4 separate regions of the Homo sapiens genome follow, and all the other regions are linked to region 1. The links are chromatin contacts, found by Hi-C or POLR2A ChIA-PET in ENCODE. All regions are on one chromosome and are shown on one strand. The core of a region is the stretch at or near the end of the contact, and the rest is flanking DNA. Distances in the headings are between cores, read along the strand shown.

Region 1 (5,059 bases), core at 922-3,421:
TCCCCTGCTTAAAACTTTTCAATGACTTCTCATTAGCATAAAAGCCAAAATTATTACTACAGGCCACAAGATGCTCTATGATTTTGCCCCTCCCCACCTCTTCAACTTCTTCTGATGCTCCTCTCCCCCACTGCCTTCCAGTCATCAGTTCTTCAAACAAGACCTTTCCTGGCCAGGCACAGTGGTTCATGCCTGTAATACCAGCATTTTGGGAGGCTGAGGCAGGCAGATCGTCAAGAACAGGAGGCCGGGCTTGGTGGTTCACACATGTAATCCTAGCACTTTGGGAGGTTAAGGAGGGAGGATCTTTGAGCCCAGGAGTTCAAGACCAGCCTGGGCAACATAGCAAGACACTGTCTCTAATTAAAAAAAAAAAAAACCTCTCCCTTTCCCCCTCCCCCTCTCCCCGGTCTCCCTCTGATGCCAAGCCGAGGCTGAACTGTACTGCCGCCATCTCGACTCACTGCAGCCTCCCTGCCTGATTCTCCTGCCTCAGCCTGCCGAGTGCCTGGGATTGCAGGCGCGCGCCGCCGCACCTGACTGGTTTTCGTATTTTTTGGTGGAGATGGGGTTTCACCGTGCTGGCCGGGCTGGTCTCCAGCTCCTGACCGCGAGTGATCTGCCAGCCCTGGCCTCCCGAGGTGCCGGGATTGCAGACGGAGTCTCGCTCACTCAGTGCTCAATGTTGCCCAGGCTGGAGTGCGGTGGCGTGATCTCGGCTCGCTACAACCTCCACCTCCCAGCCGCCTGCCTTGGCCTCCCAAAGTGCCGAGATTGCAGCCTCTGCTCGGCCGCCACCCGGTCTAGGAAGTGAGGAGCGTCTCTTCCCGGCCGCCCATCGTCTGGGATGTGGGGAGCGCCTCTGCCCCGCCGCGACCCCGTCTGGGAACTGAGGAGTGTCTCTGCCCCGCCGCCACCCTGTCTGGGAGGTGAGGATCGTCTCTGACTGGCCGCCCCGTCTGAGAAGTGAGGAGCCACTCTGCCCGGCAGCCGCCCCGTCCGGGAGATGAGGAGCGTCTCCTCCCGGCAGCCGCCCCGTCCAGGAGGTGGGGGGAAAGCCCCCGACCGGCCAGCCGCCCCGTCTGGGAGGTGGGGGGCAGCCCCCTCCCAGCCGCCGCCCTGTCTGGGAGGTGGGGGGGGGGGGCGCCTCTGCCCGGCTGCCCCATTTGGGAAGTGAGGAGCCCCTCTGCCCCGCCGCCACCCCATCTGGGAGGTGTACCCAATAGCTCATTGAGAACGGGCCATGATGACGATGGCGGTTTTGTCGAATAGAAAAGGGGGAAATGTGGGGAAAAGAAAGAGAGATCAGATTGTTACTGTGTCTGTGTAGAAAGAAGTAGACATAGGAGACTCCATTTTGTTCTGTACTAAGAAAAATTCTTTTGCCTTGGGATGCTGTTAATCTATAACCTTACCCCCAACCCCGTGCTCTCTGAAACATGTGCTGTGTCCACTAAGGGTTAAATGGAAAAAAAAAAAAAGGAGGACAGGAACTATGTGTCTAGTTCATTATCTCCATTTCCTGGTACCATGCCTAGCAGGTGGTAGACTTCACTCAATAAATATCTGGTGAATCAGTGTCTTTCTGGAAATTTATACATAACTCCTTGAATGAGGCAACATGCTTCTGCACTATTTAATAAGAAAAACTAAGTCAAGTTTCTAATCTGTGGTTTTGTTTTGCTTTGAGAACAGGGTCTTGGCTATGTTGCCCTGTCTGGTCTCGAACTTCTGATCTCGAGCGATCACTCCCACCTCTCCCTTCCTAAGTGTTGGGATTAACAGGAGTGAGCCACCGCGCCCGGCCAAGTCTCCAACTTGCTCGAGGTCACTGAACTTGCAATTGAAGAAGCTACGATTCGAACCCATGTCTGTAGGATCCCAGAGCCCTCATTGTCAAATACATACTGAAGTTTCCCAGTTTTCGGGAACCCCGCAGTACAAGGTGACCGAGGACAATACCAGAAATGGGAGCCCCAGACCCCACGTAGCGGCGAAGTTCCCAGAAGGCACAGCGCTCGGGGGTGTGGCCAGACGCATGGGCGGTGCCAAGCGTAGGAAGATGGTTGGGAACTGCGTCTCCCCCAAGGCTCCGCAGGGCGCCGCTGACTGGCGGAAGCGAGGGCGGGGACAGCGGAATGACGTTTTAAGGACGCTTGCGCGCGGGATTTAAACTGCGGCGGTTTACGCGGCGTTAAGACTTCGTAGGGTTAGCGAAATTGAGGTTTCTTGGTATTGCGCGTTTCTCTTCCTTGCTGACTCTCCGAATGGCCATGGACTCGTCGCTTCAGGCCCGCCTGTTTCCCGGTCTCGCTATCAAGATCCAACGCAGTAATGGTGAGGAGCGGGGTCCCTAGGTCAAGGGGACTCGTGAGCGGTGAGACGACTGAAATTACTGCCCGTCCCCGGACACACAGATGGGCTTTCACTCTCTTTCTCTCCCTCCCTCCTTTTCACACGCACTCACTCCGGGTCTCTGCACTGGCAGTCATTCTTGCCTACACAGGGGTGAGAGTCCCTGCGCTGTACGTGGTCCCTTTCGCAGTCCTCTGGGAGTGGGCGGACCTTCTCCAAGGCTGGTAGACCTCCCAGGGAAGTTGGGACTTCTAAATTCACTTCCCTTCCAAAATTCTCCCCTGAAAATGCCCTGCTCTTATGGGGACCTCGGTCTCCTGGCCCCTTTACTCTCGAATAAATATTGCGCAGTTGCGGTATGTCAGGTAAACGGGACAGACAAGAACCCTGCGCTTGAGGAGCTTGTAGTCGTTCTCTCTTTTGCTTAAGCAGGTACCGCAGTTCTGGCAGGTCTGATACCCGTGTCATTAGGGAAATGGACAGATATGACCGCCAGAAATGAGTTAGGAAAACCCCAAAAGGGCCAGATCCTCAATGCTATGTTGAGGAAAAGTTCATCTAAGGGTTGTGGGGAATCCTGTGCTCAAACATACCTTTTGTATGTTCTCTTTTGTAGGCTCTATCTCTCTTTTTTTGTAGGCTCTCTTGAGTAGGGGTGAATCCTTATCCCATGCAGCTCAGTTTAAAAACCTGTCCCCAGCCCACCTCACTGTGGATATTCTAAAGGTGAAGCCCAGGAGATTTATTTGTTTCTCTTAGTTTTTTTTTTTTTTTTTTTTAAGGTAGCTGCCTGTTCCTTCAGGTTAACTCCACTTTGGGAATCTCTGTGGAATCCTAAAAGTGAAGCTCTCAGGAAAGAGATGGGTAACTCTGGTTTTTTCATACTTTATAGGTTTAATTCACAGTGCCAATGTAAGGACTGTGAACTTGGAGAAATCCTGTGTTTCAGTGGAATGGGCAGAAGGAGGTGCCACAAAGGGCAAAGAGGTAGGTTCTATGAGAATTCCTCTACCACATTTAATGTCTTCCTACATAAAGGATCTGTGCAGAAGTGGAATCTGTGAGAGCCTAGTTTCTGATGCTGTGCTCTTCTCACTCACGCCTGTAATCCCAGAACTTTGGGAGGCTGAGACGGGCAGATCACCTGATGTCAGGAGTTCGAGACCATCCTGGCCAACATGGCGAAACCTGTCTCTACTGAAAATACAAAAATTAGCCAGTCGTGGTAGTGCATGCCTGTAATCCCAACTACTTGGGAGCCTGAGGCAGGAGAACTGCTTGAACCTGGGAGGCGGAGGTTGCAGTGAGCCGAAACTGTGCCGCTGCACTCCAGCCTGGGTGACAGTGAGAATCTGTCTCAAAAAAAAAAAAAAAAAAAAATTGGCTGGGTGCGGTGGCTCTTGCCTCTAATCCCGACACTTTGAGAGGCCTGGTCTGGAGGATTGCTTGAGCTCAGGAGTTCGAGACCAGCCTGGGAAAAATGTTGAGACCTTGTCTCTACAAAAAAATTAAAAATTATCAGGGTGTGGTGGCTCACGCCTGTGGTTCCAGCTACTCGGGAAGCTGAGGTGGGAGGATTGATTTAGCCTGGGAGGTTGAGGCTGCACTGAACCATGATCGAGCCACTGCACTCTGGCCTGGGCGACAGAGTGAGACCTTTCCTCAAAAAATAAAAATGGTCTTCTTGGCTGGGCACAGTGGCTCACATGTATAATCCCAGCACTTTGGGAGGCCGAGGTGGGCAGATCGCTTTGAGCTCAGCAGTTCAAGACCAGGCTGGGCAACATGACAAAACCTCATTTCTACAAAAAATACAAAAAACATTAGCCGGGCATGGTGGTGCATGCCTGTGGTCCCAGCTGCTCTGGAGGCTGAGGCTGGAGAATTGCTGGAGTCTGGGAAAGCACAGGTTTCAGTGAGCTGAAATTGCACCACTGCTCTCCAGCCTCCTGGGCAACAGAATGAGGACTTGTCTCAAAAAAAAAAAAAAAAAAAAAAAGAATGGTCCCCTTCCAGATGCATTGGGATTTTATTTAGTCAGGTCCATTCTAAATTGAAGCAATCAATAATTTTCTGGGTTTTTTTTGTTTGTTTGTTTGTTTGTTTTGAGACAGAGTCTCACTCTGTCACCCAGGCTGGAGTGCAGTGGCGAGATCTCAGCTCACTGCAAGCTCCGCCTCCCGGGTTCACGTCATTCTCCTGCCTCAGCCTCCCGAGTAACTGGTACTACAGGTGCCCGCCACTACGCCCGGCTAATTTTTTGTATTTTTAGTAGAGATGGGGTTTCACTGTGTTAGCCGGGATGGTCTCGATCTCCTGACCTCGTGATCCGCCTGCCTCTGCCTCCCAAAGTGCTGGGATTACAGGCGTGAGCCACCATGCCCGGCTCTGGTATGTTTGTAGAAAGCAAACTGCAGCCAGGCGCAGTGGCTCATGCCTGTAATCCCAGCACTTTGGGAGGCCGAGGTGGGCGGATCACTTGAGATCAGGAGTTTGAGACCAGCCTGGCCAACATAGCGAAACCCCCATCTCTACTAAAAATACAAAAATTAGCTGGGTGTGGTGGCACGGGCCTGTAATCCCAGCTACTTGGGAAGCTGGGGCAGGAGGATCACATGAACCTGGGAGGCAGAGGTTGCAGTGAGCTGAGATCATGCCACTGCACTCCAGCCTGGGCAACAGAGTGAAACTTCGTCTCAAAAAA
Region 2 (5,059 bases), core at 753-3,252, 1.4 Mb after region 1:
TATAAGACAGTTACACTTCTTCACACTTGCATGGCTCAAATCCTTTCAAACGTTTCCAAAAATACAGTCTTATAATAAACGAGGTTCCCCAATGACACACATTTTATTCTGTAGACTTAGCCATAACACGTTTTAAAATACATAAAGAATTCATCCTCGACAGAAACAAGGAGTCACAAAGGCTCTCTACTTATTCAGAATCATTACATAAAACACCATCTGTAACTGCAAACAGGGTTTGAGAAAATCTGACAGCTAATAATCATAAAATGGGGTAGACTTTAAAGGAAAAAAAAGCCAACTTTTCCATTTTGCTTTCCTTTTCCTTTCCTACCAGATACACAAAATGTCTGTAATAGCGTCAGACAGAGCTTTAAAATAAAAATATAGTGCTATATATGTATACTTTACATTACGTGTATAGGAACACATATGTATATATCACACGTTCACAGGAAACAGAAAGGTTCCCTCGTTTTTGTTTTTGCTTTTTCTTTATTCTAGGAATTGAAGTTACATTAAACCCTATCCCATAAATTAAGTTAAATCATCATTAAATTAAAGAGTAATAAAATATTGCACGTAGATTTCTCTGAGCGACTATCTTCTGAGAAGGAAAACCTCAGACTAAGACCATGGCTGAATACGAACGCCCAATCCCTAAAAAAAATCACTAACCGGCATTTGTTTCTGCAAGAGAAAAAGGGAGTCTTACAATGAATAATCACATAACTCAGTTTCAGAAGTTAACCGGGGTAAAACACAACGAACCAAATTAGACAAATGTATGAAAGGACAAGCTTTCAAGAATTCGCCCAAAGTGAAAGACTGGTTTTAACCCCGGGATATAAAACATCCTTTGCAGGTAGAAGAGTCTTTAATTGAAAAAGAAAAAAATAAAATAAAGTGGCGGGCACAAGAAAAACCTGAACGACACGCAAAGGCAAAGTAAAAAATAATGATAATTTTAAAAAGGGGTCTCTCCTCCCACCCCCACTTCCAGCCCCCACCCCCACCTTCGCAGGACAATAGGATCAGGGTCCTAACTGCAAACTTTAAACGTGTAAACCAGAAGCAGTTTTACCGCAGCTGTAACTGCAAATCTCCTCATCCCGAACCTAGCGCACCCAGGAATACTTCTGCCCTGAAAACATCAGCAAGCTCTTGGTAAATACAAATCAGACCCATCACGAGATTCTTTTTTTTTTTCTCCCAAGTACCTGGAGGATCCATTTCAATATAAAATATCAGTTCTGTCGAATAGGGCATCATCACCTCCCTCCAGTCTGCGTCATCGCGGTCCATACTCCACACCGTATTGTACATCGCGCTGTCAGGGGCAGGTCGCCAGGAGATATATAGAAGGCATATATTTTTTATCTGGTATTTAAAAATCTAAAAATATATATCTGCAAAAGTTCCACACGGAAATGTACTTCGGGTTTTCCAACGGCCAGTACCAGTCCGGCCAAACTACCCGAACAGGGTCCTCCCCCTCTCTCCTACAGAACACAACAAAATGCCCCCGAACTTTCAAGCTATGGGCTTTTCTCCTCAGAGGATTACACAGAGGCTTGGGGGACGGAGAGCAGAGGTGTTAAAAAGCGGCTTCCCAAAAATCCTTTCTACACAGTCGCTCTCCGGGGAGAAAAGCTCCCACCGCCTCCAAATCTTTCCGCGGAAGCCACTTTTGTGTCCTTCGAAGGAGGGAGAATGAAGAGGAAAAAAAAGAACACGTTGGGAGAAACCCGGGCAAGTGACAAAGGAAGGCAAAAAAGGGGGCTGGAGATTGCGTTCAAGTTTCGGGGTCCCACTGGTCTGCAGAGAGCGAATCCCCCAGAGGCCGGGACTCGGGCTCCTCTCCGGTCGGTCTCGGAACCGAAGCTGCCGCAGCCTCGGGAATGGGGCCGGCCGGAGAAGTCCAGTCAGCTCGGCTTGTCTGGGCGCTCCCGCCGGGGTGTAAGAACCAACCCGACCGCACCAACTGCCCTCAAGCTCTGCCCGGACTCCAGCCACTAGAGTTTCATTTTAACGGCGCGGAGGGGACACCCTCCCCGCCCCATGCTGCCCACCCGCTGAGGCGCCACCCAACCGCGCCGGGAGGGGGGACAGCAGGCATCACCACCGCCCCTTCCACGCCGTCCCGCCTCGATGTACCGGGATTCTGTCAAGTGCCTGAGAACATGTTCAAAAAGCTGCTCTCCATCTCGACTTTCACGTCTCCCCACCGCTCTCTAGGCTTCGGCTCCCCAATCAGCCATCCGCGCTCTCCCCCAGCCTCAATCAGAATGGTACGATCCGGGCGCTGGCCGCACTCCAGGAGTCAGTGCCGGGAGCACGCGAGCCAGGCGAGGAGGGAGTGGGGCGAGGGAAGAGAGGCAAGGTGGGTGGTGATTGGCTGAGGCCGGTTGCCGGAGCCTGGAGCCTGCGTCTTTTGTCTGCCTTGCTCCTGCGAAGGAGCGGGAGACGGCTGCGCGCCCCAAGCGGGCCAATCAGGAGACAGCCGGCGCCGGCCGGTAAGGCGGCGATTGGTCAGAGCCCAGTTACTAAGCGGGACAAAGGCAGAAGGGGAAAAGAAAAGAGGAGGAAAAAAAAGAAAGAAAGAAAGGAAGAAAACGCAAACGGCGGTTACTGACAGGCTGGGCGAGCGCTCGGGGGCTCAAACTGCCTGGAGACAGGCGGGGCTCCTGCTGAGGCTTGGTCCGCCCGGACGAGTAAGGAGAGGAGCCAGGGAGGACCTGCTGGCGTGAGACGCCTCTGCCCGGTGATTGGCCGCGGGGGAAGGGAGCGGACACAGAGGGGGCACGTTCTGTCACTTGGCGGGGTGCGCGCTCTTCTGGTCCTTAGGAGGTCTCTGGGGAGACTCCTTTCCTACAGACCTCTTCACCTTGCTGGGACAGCCCTCTCCGCACCCTTGACAAGTTGTCAAAGCAATGGTCCCCAAACCCACTTGCCACCTTACCACTCAGGGAGAGGATGTGCCCGTGGCCCCTGCAACCTTCCTGGCTGCTACCTGACCCCACTCCCTGCTTCTCCCCTTGAGCAATTGGACATTTCTGAGGGAGGCATTTCGCAGTTCCTCTGTGCTTCCCACCCAAAGACTTTTGAACCCAGAGGTAACTCCCCACGCCTAAAATAGTGAGAGGTCTCAGCAAGCCCTCCTGCTCGAGTGCTCAAACCAATTAAAAAAAAAAAAAGTCTTGGAATTACAGTGCATGTGTAATTTCTAAGATAAGTCACAGGTGTTGGAATCTCTCACCAAAAGGGCTCTATTCTGTTTCCCTGACAGACCCTCTTCCTCACATACTCATTCCCACCCCCAAAGCTTAAATCTGGGAGATTGGCTTCACTATGAAAATGCTGAATATTTCCATGCATTTCAGAAACAGCTAATTAACTTGCTGGGGAACACTGAATAGCTAAAAGCAGATTTGTGTCTCCTGAAGATTGTGCCTGGAATTGCCATCCTGTATACCCTACAATACAGTCTGAGGAGGCCAAAAACTGCTCCATTTCCTCTTTACACAGGAGTAACAAAGCCCATTGTGTTTGAGTTGACAGCCTGATTTAAGCCCTAGCAAAACCTCCTACCTTGAGCATGTCTGCTATATTGATTCGCCTATGGAAGAGTTGCCACGTTTCACCCTCTACCTCCTAAGGTGGTTCTGCCTTCCTTAAAGATGCCCTGAGTTGAGACAGTTCCTGAGGGCAGACAGTCAAAATGTATATGGACTGGGTATAGAGTAACTGGTTTAAAAGGGCCAGAAAGTATGGATGGACATGGTTGAGCTAAGAAAAGACACCAGGATTCTTATATGCTTTCTTATTATTTCTGAAATCCAAATATGATTTCAACTTTGGGGCAGGACTCATTAATTATAATTTCCTGAACCATTCCTTACAGGTAGAAGATACTGGAAGATCAACTCTAATTTGTGGCTGCCTTCCCAGCAGTCTCTACTTCAGCATATCTGGGAGCCAGAAGCACTCAAGTTTGATAACTCAAAAGACAGAACAATCAGTCAAGGGTGGGTTGGTTTATTTTTGTTCACGGGTGTTCATGTGCATTCCCAAACAAAATGAGGGTGAAGAGAGAGGAAGTGTGGAAAAGATAATGGCTTTCAGATTTCCACAGCACCTTTTGCCTGGACCACTTTTCAGCATTTAGTGGTGGGGTTTCAGTTTCTAATACACAGAGCAATCACCCAGGCTTTTCCCACAGCTAAGGCTTTGAGAGATGAAGTGACGTCCAAGCACAGTATATAATCAAGTGGTCAAGGCTGACACATGGAGTAAAGCTGTGATTCAGTCTTTCCACCTAAAATTGTATGACCCAACTCTCCAACTTAAATAGACCTTTGAATATATCTCCAGAGAATAAGTGATGCAAGAGGCAATGATGAATCAAGGGGAAGCAAACTTTCTTAGTCCTTGAGCTTAAACCAGTGCCCTGCCATGGGGGAAAGCACCTGTGAGATGATTCTGGTCTTTCTTTCAGTTGAGAAATAGAAGTGAGGTTGTGATTGCTTGTCACCAAACTGCCCCAGGCTCTTTGGCAAAGGTAAAAAATGTTAGCTCGGGTGTCCTGGACCACTTCCAAGTTGGAGAATTATATTTGACCTGGGTGTGGATTAAATTCAGCTCTAAGCACTCAAGCTCCTGGGTCACAACCTGCTACTTTGGGAGCTGCTTGTTTTCCTTTGCCCTCTCCCTTTCTTTTTTTAATTTAAAGTAGTCTTAGGTAAATCATGAAATCTGCTTTCATTTATATATCTATGAAATAGATTTATGCAAGCTGCTTAGTTTATAGTGAAACACTTAGAATGAAAAAATATGCCACTTAAGTATTTAGGATTAATAGTACTTTTCTGTAACTCCAAATGGCTAGGATGCCCTTCACTTTTCACCCTGGTATGGTTTTTTTCTGCAACTGTTCAAATATGCTTCATTTCTTCCTCTTTATTTCAGAGATGGATGAAATATTTCTTCTGTGCTCTGAATATAGGGTATGATCTCAGAGCTCTCTGTGCCAGCAGAATCAGTCTGGAACTCAGCCAGA
Region 3 (5,059 bases), core at 665-3,164, 1.1 Mb after region 1:
TCACCGTGTTGGCCAGGATGGTCTTGATCTCCTGACCTCGTTATCCACCTGCCTTGGCCTCCCAAAGTGCTGGGATTACAGGAGTGAGCCACCGTGCCCGGCCTCATTTAACTGTTTTTTTTTTTTTTTTTTTTTTTTGAGACGGAGTCTTGCTCTGTCACCCAGGCTGGAGTGCGGTGGCACGATCTTGGCTCACTGCAAGCTCTGTCTCCCAGGTTCATGCAGTTCTCAGCCTCCTGAGTAGCTGGGACTACAGGCACCCACCACCACGCCTGGCTAATTTTTTTGTATTTTTAGTAGAGACGGGGTTTCACTGTGTTAGCCAGGATGGTCTCGATCTCCTGAATTCATGATCTGCCCGCCTTGGCCTCCCAAAGTGCTGGGATTATAGGCGTGAGCCACTGCACCCGGTCCATTTAATTGTTTTAAGCAAGCAAGTAACATATAGGAAGAGTCTTGTGAGGGCTTTTTGAAGGATGAGTTTAAAGACAATGAGACTGGCATAAGTGAACCCGTTGAAGGCTTTCTCAGTCAAGTAGGTGAGGGAAGATGAAACTTGAGGTGGTGCCAATGGGACGGAAAGAGGAGGCAGATTGGAGAAATAGTGAGGTTATAGAGGCAATAAGACTTGTTCATTTATTGGATGTGAGGAAAGGACAAGGAAGGAGTCCAGGATGATTTCCAGGTTTCTGGTTGAGGCAACTGGATGGGTGGTAAGGAACTGGGACAGGGAATAGAGGAGCAGGCTGGTGACAGGCCGTAGAGCACATTGGTTATGTGCATCCTCCCGGCCTCCCAGAAGGAATCCATCACTTTTTCCACTTTTATAGGTGTTTCCGCACTGTCTTTCTGTCCGGATCTGGCAGACCTGGGTTTGAGTCCTGGCTCTGGACTTATAAGCTGTGTGATGTTGAGCATATTATGTAATTTGAGCCTATTTCCTCAACTGTAAAATGGAAATACAACTTACTTCTTGTTTGTGTATGTCTGAATTGAATGCACAGTGTGTGGTATGCAGTGGGCACTCCATAGTGTTGGCTATTTTTATTACTCAGAAAGGGGTCAGGGAAGAGGCCCAGGACAAATGGGTGAAGGCTTTAAGCAAGGCTTCTAGGTCAAAAGAGGAAAAACACAACATGTGGCAGACCAGCTGAAGCCAGAGGGAGGCCAGAGCTGAGCTACCACCACATGTTGCTGAGCAGATGAGTCACTGCAGGCAGCAGGTCAGGCTACCCAGGCCACAGCAGACTGGGCTGGGCTCTACACGATGACTTCATTGTATGCCTTTTTTGTCCTCTCCTCCTCCCAGAAGGAATCCATCACTTTTTCCACTTTTATAGGCGTTTCCACACTGTCTTACTGTCCGGAAAGAGCAAACACGGTGGAAAGGGACAGAAGAGCCAGAATTCCGTCTAGTTTGATCACTGATTTGCTGGGTGACCTGGTGCATTTCACTTCGCCTCAGTCTCTTTATCTGTAATATGAGAATGCGCAGATTTGCCTCCTAAGTGTGATGTGAGAATTAGGTGAGAGTTGGCAGGCACTAAATAAAAAAGCATGCATTAGCCTTCTATTCATTAGTTGTGTTATTCTGTCTCCTTCCTGCTCCCGGCCCCTCTCTCCCTAGTTCTTTGAGGACACCGATCGACTCGAACTCATTTTTGGGTCCCCAGCACTGAGCTTGGCCCAGCAGTTTCATGAATGGATGAATGAAAGATTCAATGGGAGTCCGCAGCCGCTGACGGCGCGCCGAGAGCCCCGCTCGCTTCTGGTCCTCCGACTGCGCGCCAGGGCCACGGGCGGGTCCTTTGCGACCGTTCGCTGGCGCGTGCGCGGGAGGCGGCGCGCGGCCGGAGGTGGCGGGCGGGCTCCCGGTGCGCGCGCGTGAGGGGCGGGGCCGGCCGAAGGCTGGCTGTAGGCAGGCGGCTGAGCCGGCGGCGGGTGGCCTGCCCAACGTGTGCTGGGTGGGAGAAGGCGAGGCGTCAGCGATGCTGTCTCTTCCGTGAGGAGCGCAGAGGAGGTCGCGGCGCCGGAGGCCCCAGAAGGCTCGAAGGCGCCGCGGGCTGGGGTCGGTGGCTTAGGGAGCCCGTCCGGCCATGGTGGCCGCGGGTGGTGGTTGGCGCGGCTGCGCTGCGGCCCGGGGCAGTGCGGAGCCGGGACAGTCGCGGCGCTGACGCCCGCGGGCCCCAGCTGCAGATATGAAGCGGAGCCGCTGCCGCGACCGACCGCAGCCGCCGCCGCCCGACCGCCGGGAGGATGGAGTTCAGCGGGCAGCGGAGCTGTCTCAGTCTTTGCCGCCGCGCCGGCGAGCGCCGCCCGGGAGGCAGCGGCTGGAGGAGCGGACGGGCCCCGCGGGGCCCGAGGGCAAGGAGCAGGTAGGGCGGGTTGGGATCCGGGAGGGTGAACCTGAATGGAAGCCGTGGGGGAGGGGATCTTCGGCGGGAGGACCCGGGCTGGAGCTTTGGAGGGGTGGGGTCTGAGTAGTTCGCGGGGAGGAGTGGGAGGTCTGGGGAGGCCGAGAAATGGGGAGTGGAGAAATGGAAGTGGTGGCCTGGGGTTGTATTGGAAATGGGGGTGTAGAAGAATGAAAAATTGGTGCAAGAGATAGTCAGGGGTTCTGGATGGGGCGAAAGGACGCTGGAATGTGGGCTGAGTGTGTGAGCTGCAACGAGTAGGCTTACTAAAGAGGCGTTGAGGAGTTATCCATAGGAGTAAATAGAGTAAGATGTAAGTCAATTTGATGTAGTGTTATCCTGTTTTCTAGAGGTTGTCCTTAAAATTGTAAAAACGGATGACACTCCCAAGCATTCTCTGATTTGGCCATCATTATACTTTTGTACCAGTGTGTTCACAATCATTGTTAAGGCTCTCTTTACCAACCATCTATTTCACAAGAAAGCACTTGTGAAACACCTGCATGTGAGCAGTGTTAAGCCCAATTTTGTGAACAGAATTCGTAGATATATGGTTTGCCTGCTAGTTTTCCACTGAAAACACATTACTGGGAAAACACAGCAGCATACAAATATTCATGGAGTTTCTGAATGAACAGGATATGTTTATGTAATTTATTAGTCAAGAGTAGGTGTATTTATGAGTAGGGGATAAAGGTCAGTTTTATCAGGCAGGAGAAGCTGCCACTAGTAGCGGTAATAAGTTTAGTGAAAGGAGAATAAGTAATCCTTGGTCTTGTTGGATTTACAGAAAAATGTTCTGTAGTAATGAACTCTAGTGACAGCTTTCCTTTTGTTCAGCTCTATTCGGGATCCTACTGACTTCATCCATGAATGTTTTAAGACTTCTTATAGGTCTCTTACCTCTTTTCTCTCAGATAAATTAGCATTTTCCTTAGACATTTTTTTTTTTTTTTGAGACGAAGTCTCGCTCTGTCGCCCAGGGGAGAGTGCAGTGGCATTATTTCGGCTCACTGCAACCTCCACCTCCTGGGTTCAGCGATTCTCCTGCCTCAGCCTCCCGGCTAGCTGGGATTACAGGTGCCTACCACCATGTCCAGCTAATTTTTTTGTATTTTTAGCAGAGACAGGGTTTCACCATGTTGGCCAGGCTGGTCTGGAACTCTGACCTCAGGTAATCGGGATTACAGGCATGAGCCAGTGTGCCCGGCCCTTTAGACAGTTTAAAAATTATATACCATGCTAGGTAGCCCTTGGACTTTTCCCCCCTTTTGTTCTTCCACCTCTTATTCCCCACTGAGCCCTGAGGAGACTGCACCATTGACCATCTCTGCCCCGCTTCTAGCTGCTGAGCATTGTCCTCTTGCTGCAATTTACTCCCCCATGTGCCTAATACTTATCTTTTACATTCTCTGCAGTATCATCTAGTCAAAACTTGTACAATGAACTTCAAGTCCAGGTCCTTTCCTGTCTCAGTTTACCTGTCCAGTTGACCTTACTGCGTATTTCATGGTAGAGTTCAAGATTACTTGATTTTTCCCTCCTCTTTATTTTATGATTTTTGTGTTTTCTCATCCTTAGCTTCAGTCTCAGAGAAAAGTACTCATCCTCCTCTCCGAGGCTAATTTCTCTACTTATGTCCTTGATTTCATCCTCTTTTGTTTGCCTTAGACCCTTGTTACTCTCTTTGTTTTATATCACAAATAAAAACAAAACAACATAATTTCCCTGAATTGTGTAACCTACCCAAACTACTTTGTTATCTCTTCTTTGCTTCCCCAACAACCTTCTTGAAAAATGAGTTTGTATTCAGTGTCTTAGCTTCCTCACCTTGTATACATTTCTAATATGGTTTGGCTTCTTCACTTATGCTTTCCCAAAACTGATGTCTTTAAGGTCACCGAAAGCTTTTTTTGTGTGGGATTACTTTTTTATTGAGGTTTGACAAATCAAAGGTTCATTCAGTCCATGAAATATTACAGAATGAGTACCTGTATGATCACAACTCACATCAGGATGGAGAACATTCCCAGTACCCTAGAATGCTCCCTGTGCTTTCTCCTAGCACTACTCTTTTACAGATGTAACCTCCCTCACCACCTCTGTCACTATAGATTTGTTTTGAACTAATACTTCATATAAATGGAATCATAGTGTGTACTGTTTTGTGACCAGATTCTTTCATTCGGATCATGTCTTGAGACTCATCCATGTTGTTGCTTGTAGAAACAGTTCTTTTTCATTGCTGTGTAATTTTCCATTGTATGAATGTATTGTGATGGTTACTAAAACTTATTTTTGTTTTTGAGACAGGATCTCACTCTGTCACCCACGCTGGAGTGTAGTGGTGCCGTCATAGCTCACGGCAGCCTTGAACTCCCAGGCTCAAGTGATCCTCCTGCCTCAGCCTCCCAAGTAGCTGGGACCATAGGCACATACCACCATGCCCAGCTAATTTTTTAATTTCTTTTTCTTTTTCTTTTTGAGACAGAGTCTTGCTCTCTCGCCCAGGCTGGAGTGCAGCGGCACATTCTCAGCTCACTGCAACCTCTGCCTCCCGGATTCAAGCGATTCTCTTGCCTCAGCCTCCCGAGTAGCTGGGATTACAGGCATGCACCACCATGCCTGGCTAATTCTCTATTTTT
Region 4 (5,059 bases), core at 1,849-4,348, 1.0 Mb after region 1:
CAGTGGCTCACGCCTGTAATCCCAGCACGTTGGGATGCTGAGGCGTGAGGATCACTTGAATCCAGGAGTTCGAGACCAACCTGACCAACATGACAAAACCCCGTCTCTTCTAAAAATATAAAAATTAGCCAGGCGTGGTGGATCAGGGCTATAATCCCAGCTACTTGGGAGGCTGAGGCACAAGAATCACCTGAGCCCAGGAGATGGAGGTTGCAGTGAGCTGAGATCACACCACTGCCCTCCGCTCTCCAGCCTGGGTAACAGAGCAAGACTCTGTCTCAAAAAAAAAAAAAAAAAAAAAAAAAAAAAAAAACCATGAGATCCTGTAATATAAGACATATGGAATAGCACAGGGAAATTTAAGATGACTAAGATTTTGTAATTTAGGTATCAATGACAATGGGTAATAAGACTTATAGTGTGGGCTGATGTTAGAAAAAAAATGGTTACGTTTATAGCATTTAAACTTATCAAAGTCAAAATAACAAGGCTGATTATCATCACTTTCTAGGAATTAACTTATTGAGAAATTTGATTGAGAGATTCGAAGGTAGCTGCTAAAACTTCATATCACCATCTACAGAATATCAACATATTACATATAACTAGCATATAATAGCAAGAAGTGTTTGAGGTGATGAATATGGTAATTACCCTGATTTGATAATTATACATTATATACATGTATCAAAATATCACACTGTACCTCATAAATGTAAATATAAAACAATTATTATGTGCCAATTTAAAAAATATCTATTTTGGGGGACAGGGTCTCACTCTGTCACCCAAATTGAAGTGAAAAATAAATTTTTTAAAGAGGGTGAAAGGGGCTGGGCACAGTGGCTCATACCTGTAAGCCCAGATTTTTAGGAGGCTGAGGCAGGCAGATCGCTTGAGTCCAGGAGTTTGAGACCAGTCTGGGCAACATGGCTAAACCCTGTCTCTACTAAAAATACAAAAAAATTAGCCAGGCATGATAGCACAGGCCTGTAGTCCCAGCTACTCAGGGGAGGCTGAGGTGGGAGGACCACCTGAGCCAGGGAAGTCCAGGCTGCAGTGAGCTGAGATGGTGCCACTGCACTCCAGCCTGGACAACAGAGCAAGACCGTGTCTCAACAACAACAACAACAAAAAGCAGGTGCGGTGACTCACGCCTTTAATCCCAGCACTTTGGAAGGCTGAGGCGGGTGGATCACCAGAGGTCAGGCGTTCAGGACCAGCCTGGCCAACATGGTGACCCCATCTCTACTAAAAAATACAAAAAATTACCCAGTCATGGTGGTGGGCGCCTGTAATCCCAGTGACGTGGGCGGCTGAGGCAGGAGAATCGCTTGAACCTGGGAGGCAGAGGTTGCAGTGAGTGGAGATGGAGCCACTGCATTCCAGCCTGGGCAACAGAGAGACTCCGTCTCAAAAAAAAAAAAGGAAAAAAAGGGGGTGGGGGCGGAGAAACCATGTATTTGGCCCTACACAGAAATGTGACCTGGAACTATTATCAACATGACATGACTGTCAGGCCTTTTCTGTTTTACATTTCTGTCAGCACATTTTGAACCCTAGTGGTTTAATTACAAGGTACCTCCTCTGTCCCCTACTTCAAGGCATCAAGCACAGCCACTGAGCTAAAATGCTGCCTCCTGCTACAAGAAAGAGTTGACTGAATATCCATTCGGGTGGCAGACAACAGAAATACTAGTCTGTTACCATGCTTCTCAGTAACTGCTGATACCATCCCACTGTCAGTGGAGTAGGAACGTCATCCCAAAAGGTGGCATGTGGAGTGACCATATTTCCAAAGGAAAAGAGCACAATTCTGTGACGTTGCATGCCTCACGTGCCCCAAACTTGAAAAGCAGATTGTTGACTGGGCAAGGTGGCTCACACCTATAACCCCAGCACTTTGGGATGTCCTGTCGGGAGGATCGCTTGATTTTTTGTTTTTTTTTTTTGTTTTGTTTTTGTTTTTTGTTTTTTTTTTTTTGAGACGGAGTCTCGCTCTGTCGCCCAGGCTGGAGTGCAGTGGCACGATCTCGGCTCACTGCAAGCTCCGCCTCCCGGGTTCACGCCATTCTCCTGCCTCAGCCTCCCGAGCAGCTGGGACTACAGGCGCCCGCCACCACGCCCGGCTAATTTTTTGCATTTTTAGTAGAGACGGGGTTTCACCGTGTTAGCCAGGATGGTCTCGATCTCCTGACCTCGTGATCCGCCCGCCTCGGCCTCCCAAAGTGCTGGGATTACAGGCGTGAGCCACCGCGCCCGGCCAGGGAGGATCGCTTGAGTCCTAGAGTTCAAGACCAGCCTGGGCAATACAGCGAGCCCCCCGCCGCAAAAAAAATTGTTTTAACATTAGCTGGCTGTGATGGGGCAAGCCTGTACTTCCGGCTACTTGGGAGGCTGAGGTGAGAGGATCGCTAGAGCCTGAGAAGTCGAGGCTGCAGTGAGTTGTGATCGCACCACTGCATTCCAGCCTAGGAGAAGGGGCGAGACTGTCTCAAAAAAAAAAGCAGATTATTAGGAAACGGTAGAAATGCCCAGAGGAACTAAAGCGGACCTATGTTTGCTGGCTTTGAATTCACTGCTGGGAACATGTGGAAACTGCTTCAGCAAAGGGGTGTCAGAAAGAATCCCCGGAACAAGTGTCAAAACACCCGTGGTTCTTTGTGCTTGAGTTGGGGGCCCGGCCTAGAGAGCTAGCCCTAAACTGCTGCTACACTAAAAGCTAATAATCGTTCCTGCGCTACCTAAAGGTCAGGGAAGGGATCTCAGACAAACGAGGCGACAACAGAGGGACTGGGGACACAGCCTCAGGATTCCCCAGTTGGGGCGGGGGAGGCAGGAGCGGTCCGGACGAGAAGGTCTGGGGAGGGCGACACTTAGACTGTCGGAGGAAGGCCTGCGGCGGCAGAAGGAAAGACAAGGAAATACACAGTTCTAGAGGCTTCTCTCACTCCAGTCCTCAGGGGTCCGGAAAGCCGGAGGGAGTAGAAGAGGAAGTTCCCAACCCCGTCACAGACGCGCCCGAACGCAGGCCCTCCTTACCCGCCGCTTCCCCTTCCCTCCGGCGCCCGCTCAGGCCCTGCGCGCGCAGTCGCGACCAGCCCCGGCCGGAGAGGGCGGGGGAAACCTGGCGGGGGTGACGAGGCGGGAGTGACTGGGCCGTACAGTTCCCCGAGAACTGGAGGCGAAGCCGGGCGGTGGGAAGGGACTTCGGACGCTTCGCGGGCCCTGGGTTTTCACTGCGCGTGCGCGAGGTTCTTCCGCTCGCGGGAGACTGGGCCGCTGGCGCCTCTCAGTGCCCACTGATGGGGCCCAGGGCTTGGGCTTGCTTCCCCAAGGATCAACAGCTTAGCTGCAAGCCTCTGCTTCTGCCTGCTGGGGCCGGCTGGCTCGCCCTTTCCATTCCGCTTGCACTCTGATTCTTGTGGTGTCCCAAGAAGGCCGCGGATCTCAGTTAAGCAGAGACGAGCCGAACACCTGGCACGGTCCTTCTCTACTGTTCTCTCGAATCGTTTTCTGAGTGCATGACTGAGCCTGGCACTGAAGGGATACTTATTTTGGGGAAGGAAGAACTCAAAAGTCCAGTTTTTTTCACTGTTGACCCTCATGTGTCACATTAGTGGCTTTCAAACTGTTTTGATCCCAGCCTACGGTGAACAAAAATATTTTACATCAAACTCAATACCACATACTTGTGAGTATATATATAGAAGTATATATCTAACATAAAATCTCATTTCTTTATTTTTATTTTTATTTTTTATTTTTTGAGACGGAATTTCGCTCTTGTTGCCCAGGCTAGAATGAATGCAATGGCCGGATCTCGGCTCACCGCAACCTCCGCCTCCTGGGTTCAAGCGATTCTCCTGCCTCAGCCTCTCAAGTAGCTGGGATTGCAGGCATGCGCCACCATGCCCGGCTAATTTTGTATTTTTAGTACAGACTGAGTTTCTCCATGTTGGTCAGGCTGGTCTCAAACTCCCCACCTCAGGTGATCCGCCCGACTCGGCCTCCCAAAGTGTATTTCTTTCTCTTTTTATGAGACAGGGCCTGGCTTTGTCGCCCAGGCTGGAGTGCAGTGGTGCCATCTCGGCTCACTGCAGCCTCGACTTCCTGGGCTCTGGTAGTCCTCCCACCTCAGCCTCCTGAGTAGCTGGGACTACAGGCCTGTGCCACCACCGCCAGGCTAATTTTTTGTATTTTTAGTAGAGACAAGATTTCGCCATGTTGACCAGGCTGGTCTCCAACTCCTGGGCTCGAGTGATCCGCCCGCCTCGGCCTCCCAAAGTGCTGGGAGGTGTGAGCCACTGTGCCTGGCCTGAAACAAAATCTTCACAAAACTATGTTTACACTTACGACCCGCAGTGCACTAAATTTTTATTTCTTCTTTTCTACTTCATTACCAAAAACTGCTAACAGGGACCTATTGTCAGCAAACATTGTCAAAGACTTGGAAATGAGGAAAAGAGAATTCTGTGTGCCCTTTCAGTGTAAGGCTGGACGGATTTGCATCCATAGGGAGCTCTGACTTTCTATTGACTAAAGTATTTCACCAGAAAACTGGTAGTACTTAAAATAATTCTTGCCCGTCTGTAGAAAAGATACACCAAAACATTGTTTTATTGACCTGTAGCATATTAAGCCATTTTTACCCTTCTCAGCAAATTCATTTAAACATTCCTGATTCTTAGCAAATTCATGCTACATTCCTAAATATCTTACTGGCTCCCTTATAAGTTAATGAGATAAATAAAATATTTGATACTTTTTTTTTATATTTGTAAGAGAGTCATGGTTTTACTCTTCAGAAAATTATACTTCAGCACTACTAAAATCAATTTCATGACTTACTCTGGATTACACTTGTGAAAGTTAAGCATACAGATTGGGCCATTCTTCTCATACCCACCGAAAATGGTGGGAGGGGAAACACTGAGGGCACATTTCATTGCTCAAAGAATGTAATTCTCTGCAACCCTGTCTGCTGAAACTGCCTGTTGTAACCTGAAACCAGTTTTACCCAATAGCTATTGAAACAAACTGCCATGACTCAAAGACT

Evidence for each region. Hi-C counts contacts between places; a loop is a spot of excess contacts on that map. ChIA-PET counts read pairs that join two places held with the same protein, here RNA polymerase II (POLR2A). Pooled maps may share reads with other maps.
Region 2: a loop to region 1 is called in a pooled map, with 9 times the contacts of the local background. The contact joins the promoter of PIK3R3 here to the promoter of KIF2C in region 1. A Hi-C loop is called at or near these places in 6 of 50 pooled maps. POLR2A ChIA-PET finds 5 or more read pairs at or near these places in 2 of 52 experiments (A673 and CD4-positive, alpha-beta T cell).
Region 3: a pooled map shows a loop between it and region 1 (8-fold over the local background). The contact joins the promoter of MAST2 here to the promoter of KIF2C in region 1. A Hi-C loop is called at or near these places in 6 of 50 pooled maps. POLR2A ChIA-PET finds 5 or more read pairs at or near these places in 2 of 52 experiments (IMR-90 and K562).
Region 4: a loop to region 1 is called in a pooled map, with 8 times the contacts of the local background. The contact joins the promoter of IPP here to the promoter of KIF2C in region 1. A Hi-C loop is called at or near these places in 8 of 50 pooled maps. POLR2A ChIA-PET finds 5 or more read pairs at or near these places in 2 of 52 experiments (PC-9 and activated CD4-positive, alpha-beta T cell).

Annotation. Positions count from the first base shown.
Region 1 is chr1:44,737,666-44,742,724 of GRCh38, forward strand. KIF2C (kinesin family member 2C) reads left to right here and starts at 2,172. Exons shown (of 21, transcript NM_006845.4): 1 at 2,172-2,337; 2 at 3,248-3,342. The coding sequence starts at 2,268. RefSeq lists an enhancer at 1,823-1,992.
Region 2 is chr1:46,130,627-46,135,685 of GRCh38, forward strand. It overlaps PIK3R3 (phosphoinositide-3-kinase regulatory subunit 3), which reads right to left and starts at 2,003. Exons shown (of 10, transcript NM_003629.4): 1 at 1,221-2,003. The coding sequence starts at 1,326. The region is part of intron 1 of P3R3URF-PIK3R3 (P3R3URF-PIK3R3 readthrough); the gene reads right to left. It overlaps LOC101929626 (a long non-coding RNA gene), which reads left to right and starts at 2,745. Exons shown (of 3, transcript NR_125987.1): 1 at 2,745-2,764; 2 at 3,905-4,028. RefSeq lists enhancers at 1,266-1,315, 2,556-2,785.
Region 3 is chr1:45,801,698-45,806,756 of GRCh38, forward strand. MAST2 (microtubule associated serine/threonine kinase 2) reads left to right here and starts at 1,915. Exons shown (of 29, transcript NM_015112.3): 1 at 1,915-2,375. The coding sequence starts at 2,199. RefSeq lists a silencer at 1,743-2,182.
Region 4 is chr1:45,747,555-45,752,613 of GRCh38, forward strand. IPP (intracisternal A particle-promoted polypeptide) reads right to left here and starts at 3,099. Exons shown (of 9, transcript NM_005897.3): 1 at 3,043-3,099. LOC105378693 (a long non-coding RNA gene) reads left to right here and starts at 3,395. Exons shown (of 3, transcript XR_947290.2): 1 at 3,395-3,694. RefSeq lists a silencer at 2,940-3,209.